Linked DNA regions of Homo sapiens: region 2 is linked to region 1. The links are chromatin loops, found by intact Hi-C in ENCODE. Cell type or tissue: PC-9. All regions are shown on one strand. Links, peaks and the distances in the headings refer to the core of each region. The heading gives the core; the rest is flanking DNA.

What was found. A loop is a pair of places that touch in the nucleus more often than their neighbours do. Peaks named below come from ENCODE experiments on the same cell type or tissue, not always from the same donor. Only the 100,000 strongest peaks of a DNase experiment are listed, where the experiment ranks them.
Region 2: a loop joins it to region 1, with 7 times the contacts of the local background. A loop is called at or near these places in 3 of 110 quality-filtered maps.

The regions. Positions count from the first base shown.
Region 1 is chr3:149,297,674-149,303,062 of GRCh38, reverse strand. The region is part of intron 1 of TM4SF18-AS1 (TM4SF18 antisense RNA 1); the gene reads right to left. Among named protein-coding and RNA genes, the nearest start is that of TM4SF18-AS1, 16 kb to the right of the region's middle. In PC-9, for the core only: no CTCF peak of the experiment used is centred there; DNase peaks (open chromatin) are centred at 2,792 and 4,762; H3K4me3 peaks cover 1,409 bases; H3K27ac peaks cover 5,000 bases.
Region 2 is chr3:149,366,190-149,371,578 of GRCh38, reverse strand. TM4SF1 (transmembrane 4 L six family member 1) reads left to right here. Exons shown (of 5, transcript NM_014220.3): 5 at 1,699-2,557. The coding sequence ends at 1,713. Among named protein-coding and RNA genes, the nearest start is that of TM4SF1, 8.8 kb to the left of the region's middle. In PC-9, for the core only: a CTCF peak has its summit at 2,879; DNase peaks (open chromatin) are centred at 378, 2,268, 3,121 and 4,398; H3K4me3 peaks cover 870 bases; H3K27ac peaks cover 5,000 bases.

The DNA.
Region 1 (5,389 bases), core at 323-5,322:
AGAGCCATCAGGCAAGAGAAAGAAATAAAAGAAATAAAACATATATGAATTGGAAAGGAAGAAGTCAAATTATTCTGTTTTCAGATGATATAATTTTATATTTGTAAAAACCTAAAAACTCTACAAAAAAACTATTAGAACTGATAAGCAAATTCAGTAAAGTTACATTTCTATATGCCAACAATGAACAATCTAAAAAAGAAATCAAGCCATTTACAATAGCTACAAATAAAATAAAATACCTAGAAATTAATTTAACCAAAGATATGAAAGAGCTATACAATGAGAACTATAAAACATGTATGTAAGAAATTAAAGAGAACACCAAAAAATGGAAAGATATTCCACATTCACGGACTGGAAAACTAATATTGTTAAAATGTTCATACTGCCCAAAGCAATCTACAGATTCAGTGTAATCCCTATCAAAATACCAATGACATTCTTCACAGACATAGAAAAAAAAAAACAAACTTAAAATTTATAAATCACTAAAGACTCAGAATAGCCAGAACTATCCTGAGCACAAAAGAACAAAACTGGAGGAATCACATTACCTGACTTCAAATTATACTACAGAGCTGTAGTAACTAAAATAGCATGGTACAAGCATAAAAACAGACACATAGACCAATGGAACAGAACAGAGAACCCAGAAACAAAATGATACATCTACAGTGAACTCAGTTTCAACAAAAGTACCAAGAACATACATTGGGGAAAGGACAGTCTCTTCAATAAATGATGCTGGGAAAACTGGATATGCATATGCAGAAGAGTGAAACTAGAATGATATCTCTCACCATATACAAAAATAAAATAAAAGTGGATTAAAGATTTAAATCTAAGAACTAAAATTATGAAACTACTAAAAAATATTGGGGGAAACTCTCCCCCCAGAATATTGGACTGGGCAAAGATTTCTTGTGTAATATTCCACAAGCACAGGCAACCAAAGCAAAAATGGGCAAGTGGGATCACATCAAGTTAAAAACCTGCTGCATAACAAAGGAAACAATCAACAAGGTGAAAAGACAACCCACAGCATGGGAGAAAACATTTGAAAAGTACCCATTTGACAGAGATTAATAACCAGAATATATAAGGAGTTCAAACAACTCTATAGGAAAAAATCTAATAATCTAATGTTTTAAATGGCCAAAAGGTCTGAACAGACATTTCTCAAAAGAAGAGATACAAATTGCAAACAGGTATATAAAAAGATGCTCAACATCATTGATCATCAGAGAAACATAAATCAAAACTACAGTGAGATATCATCTCATTCCAGTTAAAATGGTTTTTATTCAAAAGACAGGCAATAACAGATGATGGCAAGGATGTGGAGTAAAGGGAATCCTCATACACGGTTGGTGGGAATGTAAATTAGTACAAGCACTATGGAGAACCGTTTGGAGGGTCCTCAAAAACTAAAATAGAGTCACCATATGATCCAGCAAACCCACTTCTAGGTATATACCCAAAAGAAAGGAAATCAGTATATCGAAGAGATACCTACAGCATTGTTCACAATAGCCAGGACTTGGAACCAACCTAAGTGTCCATAAACAAACAAATGGATAAAGAAAATGTTACATATATTTTTAAAAAGAATGAGATCCTGTCATTTGCAACAACATGGATGGAACTGGAGGCCATCATGTTAAGTGAATTAAGCCAGGCACAGAAAGACAAACTGTACATGTTCTCACTTATCTGTGGGAGCTAAAAAGTGAAACAATTGAATTCACAGGGATAGAGGGCAGACGGATGGTTACCAGAAGCTGGGAAAGGTATTGGGGCAGGGGTAGTGGAGAGCAAGTGGGGATTGTTAATAGGTACAAAAAATGGTTAGAAAGAATGAATAAGACCTACTATTTGATAGCACAACAGGGTGACTATAGTCAGTAATAATTTAATTGTACATGTTAAAATAATGAAAAGAGTACAACTGGATTGTTTATAACACAAAAGATAAATGCTTGAGGTAATGGATACCTCATTTACCCTAATGTGATTATTATGCATTGCATACTTGTGTCAAAATATCTCATGTACCCCACAAATATATACACCTACTATGTACCCACAAAAACTAAAAATAAATTTTTAAAAATTCCTTCTGTAAAAGTACAAAACAGCTCTTATTACAGTATGACATGTTTTTAGCATCATGATATTGGAAGTCCACTTCCAAGAAGAAAAACTACGTTTTTCAGATGAATTACCCTGTCAGCTGAAGAATCACAAGGTTCATACATTTGGAAAGGACAGCTTTATTTCTCACAAAAGGCTGCAACCTGCAGGGTGGCCATTCTGACACGCTGGGAAGTGTAACCTCTGGCCAGAAGCCAGAAACAGGCACTTCAAGGTAGTGCTGAAAGAAACGGGAATTTATGCTGAGCAGAGTGGCTGAAAATACCTTTTTATTAGGCTGTAGGAGGAGTCATGAATATTTATTAAAGGAGAAACATGTGCTTCACAATTGAGCTTTATGCCTCTTCATGAATTCCCTGTACAAAAAATTGTGGCATTAGCATGATCTGAGAGTGGAGTTTTCAGCCCCCTAATGTCAAAAGATGAAGGGGAGGACACAAATGCCCTGGCTGTGCACCCTGCATAGATTGGCCAGAACCACTTCATGGTTGTTGGTCTCTTATCAGGAAGGGATTTATGGTTTAACTGGTGAGCTGTCATGTTGAAACTGCAATGTGGGAAAGGGAGTCCTGTGGCAGCCTCAGAGGACTGGCTAAAGTTGACAAAGTAATGAGTCATCCATTTCTCATTTTCCAGAGCTGGTTTCTGCTTACTTACGCCTTAGGAAAGAATTCTGGTTAAAGGTTAGAAGGAATGGGGCATACTGAGGCATGTTCGACCTGCTAGCCCATCATGGCCAGGAACTCAGTTTCTAAGGTTTCTCTGGAGTCCCCTGGGCCAAGAGATGGTGTGTTCAGTCAGTTGGAGAAGCTTAGGACTTTATTTTTATTTCTCAACCCATATTAAAGAATTGATTCTATTAACCTCAAAAGTCAAATACTCATACATAAAGTCCTTGAAAAGGCTCATTCAGAATCACATGCTTATGCGTAAATTTCTCTGATTAAGGCTTCTTTGTTTAAAGAGCCAACATTCAAGGAAAAAGTTTTAAAACTATTCCATAATTTTTACAATTTTCTTAGTTGTCAGATTTGTATCTGCATTGTCTTCTATGATTTTTACTATAAATATAATTACATGAGAATGGAGTGTTTCTTAGAAGTGACCACTTATGATATTAGTCTCCATTTAAACATTTCTTCCCATGTGATACAAATATATTTCCATATTTATTGTGTCAGTATATTTGTTACTCTCATGAAGCAAACAGAATGCCAATTAAATGCAAATAGCAGGATTTAAGTGATTAGATGTGATGAGGAACTACTTAAATCACACATAAAGATTTGACAAATAAGAATCTAGTAAATGTTTGAAGAAAAGCAAAGGGGGTAATGATAGGTTATGTGTCTCAAAAGAATGGTTTGAATAGCATAGATTAAGAGATGCCCTTCGAAAAAGTGAAGTGCCCTCTAATATTTAGGCAAAATAACCCTATTTGTGAAGGTACTGCAAAAATCAACAGTGAAATAAAGGACTTGATATTGTGCCCCTCTTACAGCTTTGTCAACAAAAATCGTAACATTCAAATCCAAACACTTGATTTATTCCTGGTTCATTCTAAGATTTGGTAAAGACTTACAAATGTAATCAAATTTGTTTTAAATATTGGTTTGAGCCACAATAAGTGCCATTTTTAATAAATTTTACACAGTAGGGTTTAACATAATATAAGATAAAATAAGCTTATTTTCTTGATTGGTTTCATTTCTCATGATAAAATCCTAATACAATATTTTGGTTTGTTTCCAGTTTCCAATGGATTCATTTTAAATGGATATTTTTTAGTAGCAATTATCCTTGGCTATTTTGTCTACATTTGGGTTTACAAAGGCATTGGGAAGGCAAAAATGAAATCTACCAACCACTTGCAACATTGCTTCAATGGAGAAAAGTTATTGTGAGGTCCAAACGATGAATTGCAAGTAAATTTTTGCAGTCAGCCTATATTTTATTTTTTAGCTAACAGTATGCTAAAAAGTTGTGATTATGACATACTGTAAATGTTTTCAGTAGAAGCACACTCAGCACTTTGAGAGGCCAAGGCAGGAGGTTCACTTGAGGTGAGGAGTTCTCGACCAGCCTGGGCGACACAGCAAGACCTTGTCTCTATAAAAAAAATTTGAAAAGTTAACCGGGTGTGGTGGTGCATGTTTGTATTCTCAGCTACTTGGGAGGCTGAGGTGGGAGGATTGCTTGAACCCAGGAGTTCAAGGCTGCAATGAGTCATGATCGCACCACTGCACTCTCGCCTAAGTGACAGAGTAAAACTAACACTGTCTCAAAGAAAGAAAGAAACACACCAGAATGTGAATTTTCAAGTCAGTGTAGGTGTTCTCAAAGTCATCAGCCTCAGAGGTTATATAGACATTTTAACAATAGGGGCATAGTCCCTAACAGTTGTTGGGTCTCCTCTGGAATTGCCCTGGAAAATTCTGTGGCTATAATTCCTTCTACTCTTTTTTTTTTTTTTTTTTTTGGCAGAGTCATACTCTGTCACCCAGGCTGGAGTGCAGTGGTGCAATCTCAGCTCATTGCAACCTCTGCCTCCTGGGTTTAAGCAATTCTCGTGCCTCAGCCTTCCGAGGTAGCTGGGATTACAGGCATGTGGCACCATGCCCGGCTACTTTTTGTAATTTCAGTAGAGACTGGTTTTCACCATGTTGGCCAGGCTGGTCGCAAACTCCTGGCCTTAAGCCATCTGCCTGTCTCAGCCTCCCAAAGTGCTGGGATTACAGGCGTGAGCCACTGCACCGTTTTTTACTGTCATTTGAGTTGGCAAATATTCATCCACTGAAGGTGGGGGTTGGTTTTAATAAGTAAACAGGTAAATAAGTAAATAAGCTGGGCAATACATATGAGAGTGTAGAAAAGCATAAATACTACTCATATTTTACTTGTGGCTGCACCATGATTGCAGACCCTCTGTACTCATTATACTGGCCCCCTTTTTAATATATATTGGCCATATATATAGCCAATAGCAATTGGCCAAAAGGCTAGGGGCACAGGAAGTCTCAAATATTTGCTGAATGTTGAATACATGAATGATCTGATTCCCTCTTTAGAACCATCATTCACATATATAGTGAAGTAGGAATAGCTCATAGTTAGGGAACAAAGAAAGTAAAACATAGTTTTTTTTCCCAATACAATTTCTTTTATCCATCCTGCCACTTTATTCCATCCCAGTATTTTTTGCTTGTTGAATATCTCTAAGCTGTGCCAGATT
Region 2 (5,389 bases), core at 71-5,070, 69 kb before region 1:
TTCTGATATCATCTTTGTAGCAACACAATTATAGCATTCACTTTAGCTGTCAGTAACAAGCTTCCTCGAGTCTCACAGTCACAGGATTGTCTTAGTTCTTTGCAGTTGGCTCTATGTACACAAGAACATGCTGCCCATAGACACAGCGCTCCCTTCAGGATCTAATTCACTGCCTCTGCTCTCGCTGCAGAGACAGAAAAAAAAGTGATGTCTGCTCTTTGTTTGCTGTTATATTCCCAACTAGTATACATAAGTAATAGCCAACCATTCAATGCATCAGGCACTATGCTAAACCCATATGACTCAAATATTAAGCAATAGGCTTAAGATCACCTACTCAGGAAATAACAGGCTTCAAACCTTGAGTCGCTCTGTGCAAAAGCTCCTACTTTTAACCTGTATTCCACACTTGCTGTTTGGTTGGATTTTCTGCAATTCCTTCCTAATAAGGAGTCATAAAAATGCCTAAGCAGTAAGTATGGAGAATCACTAGCAATCTTTGAACAGCAGCTCATGAAAAGCCTTTCGTTGTGAAAGAAAACCAGGAAGCACTTGTTTCCTGGGGATATGATTTAGGAGAAAAAAATGCATTTGTTTGTAGCAGTGAAAGTTCTTGTTTCTATATCCTCCTAAAATATATATATTATTGAATTAATGAAAGTCCAGCTTTGATCCTATCTTTGAGAGGGTTATTTTATGTCTTATATTTTTCAAACCATTTACTCCTCTGGTGCCAGATCTGTTAACTTTCTTTTAAAAATAAGACAAAAACCTAATGAAAACTGAAAGCCCATTGCTACCATGAAAAACTTTGCTGAAAATAAAAGGAAACTTTCTGTAATTTTGGGGGAAGGTTAAAATGAAAATCTAGTTTTCCTTATCAGGCAAGTATAGCAAGATTAATAATTTCTTTGGCAAATTTCCAAGAAAATAAGGGAATGGGAAACCTTCAATATGGAGCTTCTTTCAAGCAGTACGGTTGGGGAAGGGCAGAGAAGTATCCTCTAGGGATTGCTGTCATGCAGCTTACCTTTAGCCTTGAATTTCATACAAGGCAGAGTTCAAAGTAAGTGATTACTTGTACTAAATGTACTCACTTAGTACGTTTTGGGGACAGGCATAAAGAGCCAATGACCAAAATGGCTGAAGTGATTTGGCAGGGAATGATACTCTCCTCTGATTTGGGGTAGTAAATACACCAGGTTTCCCAGCTGAGTCACTGTAGGGATGGCTTCTTCCCAGATACTACAGGGAAGATCTGTTACCTTTGTTTATAAGACAAAAGACACTTTCAAAGGGCAGGTCTTTTCATGTAGAAGAGTCAGGTCCATAACTCGGTAGCATTTAATTTGAAAGGTTACCCACATTGAGCTCATACCAGTGTGAAACTTCCATGGCATTATCTTTTAAATCCCTAAGATTAAAACCCCACACAAATGCACTCAAAGCAACCCAATATCAGTATCCTGCAGTTTCTATGGGCCCTTTCTGCAGCCTTTACTCATGGAAGACAAGGGATCTGGGTTTGTTTAGGAAACATTTTGTGAGCATTGTCCAAGCCCTAAGTATGGTTGGCCTAAGCTTTGCTGAAGCTAAGATCAGTCTGTTTATGTTTGCTTAAAATAGGAACTTAAAGGACTAAAATGTCATCATTATTTATCCTGATTATAGCCTAATGGTATTTTATTTTCTCTACAGCAATATGACTGCTAAAAGAACCAACCCAGGACAGAGCCACAATCTTCCTCTATTTCATTGTAATTTATATATTTCACTTGTATTCATTTGTAAAACTTTGTATTAGTGTAACATACTCCCCACAGTCTACTTTTACAAACGCCTGTAAAGACTGGCATCTTCACAGGATGTCAGTGTTTAAATTTAGTAAACTTCTTTTTTGTTTGTTTATTTGTTTTTGTTTTTTTTTAAGGAATGAGGAAACAAACCACCCTCTGGGGGTAATTTACAGACTGAGTGACAGTACTCAGTATATCTGAGATAAACTCTATAATGTTTTGGATAAAAATAACATTCCAATCACTATTGTATATATGTGCATGTATTTTTTAAATTAAAGATGTCTAGTTGCTTTTTATAAGACCAAGAAGGAGAAAATCCGACAACCTGGAAAGATTTTTGTTTTCACTGCTTGTATGATGTTTCCCATTCATACACCTATAAATCTCTAACAAGAGGCCCTTTGAACTGCCTTGTGTTCTGTGAGAAACAAATATTTACTTAGAGTGGAAGGACTGATTGAGAATGTTCCAATCCAAATGAATGCATCACAACTTACAATGCTGCTCATTGTTGTGAGTACTATGAGATTCAAATTTTTCTAACATATGGAAAGCCTTTTGTCCTCCAAAGATGAGTACTAGGGATCATGTGTTTAAAAAAAGAAAGGCTACGATGACTGGGCAAGAAGAAAGATGGGAAACTGAATAAAGCAGTTGATCAGCATCATTGGAACATGGGGACGAGTGACGGCAGGAGGACCACGAGGAAATACCCTCAAAACTAACTTGTTTACAACAAAATAAAGTATTCACTACCATGTTGTTGTTGTTTAGTTTCATTATCCTTAAAAGTTCTCTTTTTTCTCCCCCCCCCCCTTTTTTTTTTCCAGTTTGCAAGTTATGTGGCCCCTATTGCTAACGGCTTCCTGTCTTTTTGTTTCTTTATCCTACTCTCTCATCCTCTTTCTCCTCTTCTTTCTCTGCTGTCTGTAAATTGCCATTGCTGTACCTGTGGGATCATCACCCCAGTTAGGCACTGGTCCTTTCTACCAGGTGCTGCAAGTATCAGCCTCCCTGGAAGGGTAACAGGCATTTTTCTCCTTACTGTACAGGGTTAGGCTCTTTCAAGTGACAGGATTCCTGGACTTATTGGGAATTTTCTATAGAAATGTTCCGTTTTTGGTGTTCATTGGTCTGGACAACAGATAAGCAAATTTATAAAGAAGCATAACCAGCTATTAGACAGCAGAGCTCCTCCTATGGGCAAGCTGCCCTGCAGTGGGCGGCTCCTGACTGAAGGTTTCAGCCTATTCTGTACCATAGTCCCTCTGGCAGGCTGGTGAAACCTACAGACACCTTCGAAGAATAATGTTCATAAATTCATAAAATGCATAGAATTATGAAGAAAACCAATACACTAGAATATTTTATGAAAATGTTTTTTTAAACATATAGTGTAGTTGTCTTGACAGCCAGCTCTGTCACGTCAACACCTGTGGATAGCAATAACGTGTGTCCTAACAGCCTTCTAAGGAGTCGGTCTAAGAACTATCCTACTTTTTTTTTTTTCACTGAGCAGAGTTAGCCAATATGCTAAGCACATTTATTATTTATTTATTTTTATTTTTATTATTTTTTATTTTCTTTAAGTTCTGGGACGGAACGTGCAGGTTTGTTACATAGGTATACACGTGCCATGGAGGTTTGCTGCACCCATCAACCCATCATCAACCACATGCATTAGGTATTTGCCCTCCCTCCCCTTGCCCCCCAGCCCCCTAACTGTCATACTTTTGAAATACAATTTCAATTAAAATGATATTTCGAGATACCTGCAGCAAATTTAATGTGATATGAAAACATATGCAAATTTTTATTGTAGATCAAAGTATGATCAGTATTACTGATGCTACTTTGGTTTGTTGCATAGTCATAATTAAAGGAAATATTAAATTTTTGTTATAAGTTAGTAAAAAATGACACTTTTTTCCCATCTAAGTTTAACACCCCACTCCCCCAGTTATTTATCCATGGGGTCTTTTGGGAATTCTTGGACACCAGATTAAAAACCCCTGCAATACAGGATCCAAGATAAAAGGCATAATAATCAGTCATAAGCATCATTTTTTCCTAAATCTATCCTCAAAGGACATAGCAATAATAATTATCAACCATTATCATAATAACAGCAACAATTTCTTGAGTCCCTTCAGTATGTCACTTATTGTAATTAGTTTTACACATACTATTCCACTGAAATCTCTCAGCAGCCCTAGAAGGTATTACTTCTCTCTATTTTATAGACTCAAAGCTCAGTGAGGTTAAGTAATCTGTCCAAGGCCACATCTTTAGCAAATGAAAAACACTGTAGCAAAAAAAAAAACAACACTGATTTAACTCCAAGTTGGTGTAACATGAACACGGTGTTTTCCCTGCTCCTCTCCTCTGCCTCATCTACCTGCTCTGCCACCAGGGCCCAGGGGCTAGAGTCTTCCTCCTATCCTACACTGGCACTCAGATACTCCACCCACCTAATGGGGACTTTGACAGGCCCCTGAGAGCCTTAGTCATCCCTATCCTAGAGCCTAAGTTTGAGTGACTCAACATTTCCCCTTGTTTGTGAATCTTTTAATAGTAGACATTGTCATCACCTGAAGGAAATAGCTTACACAAATTACCTTACACCCTCCTTAAGTTCTGTTTATAGCCTACGCTCCTGGTTTGTAATATTCTAGGCCTTTCAATTTGGCTGGAAACTCCCTCAGGGGTTGTACTAAAACAGCTCATTCTTACCTGACAACATTAAAACAATAAAAATTACTGTAGAATCTGAATCACTTGAATAGTACACGTGGCCTCTGAGTGTCAATTTACCATAGTGACCAAATTTACAAATACATTCCTACATAAAGGAAATCTCATGCACTGAAATCTCAGACAATTGATAGAATGCTACCTTTACCACAGTATGAGTTTCTTGTATGTGTGTGAGATCTTTTTCATTGTTTTCTCTGATGCTTACCCATGGTGAGAACAGGTATGGGATTTGATGCAACTTTTCAGAAAAGCCATTTGGTGATCTGTGTCTACAATATATAAAGCCTACACATCCTTTAGCCAAGTATTTTTACTTGTAGAAATTTATTTTAAGAAAATCATCAAGGATGTTCACAATAGTTCAGTTTCCAGTAATAATTATGGGAGTATTGTTTGTAACACCAGGAAAAATGGCAAGAGCCTAAATCTCTGATAACAAGGAATTGGTTTGATAAATGTAGTCAGTGGCTGTTAAATCAGGGTAAATGTATGAACCGCACAACATTACATGAAAGAGAAAGTTTCGAAAATATAGAAAAGAAGGGTTCTATGTCTTTCTCTACTAGGTATATGTATATTATAAATACCCTTTAAATATATTACTGAAAAGGAATTTCAATCAGATTCAATGTGATTTTTGTCTTGATTCATTTCGCTTATCTATACTTTCTGAAATTTCTACCATAAGCACATATTACTTTTAGAAATAAAACAAAAATGAGATGAGAAGAAAGATTCAGTCCTAAAATAATTCAGGGAGGAGCCCGCAGTCTTTAAGGGAAACTCCCCAGGTATGTAAGAAAACCATTGTTCTTGTGCTTGGACAGAGGAGT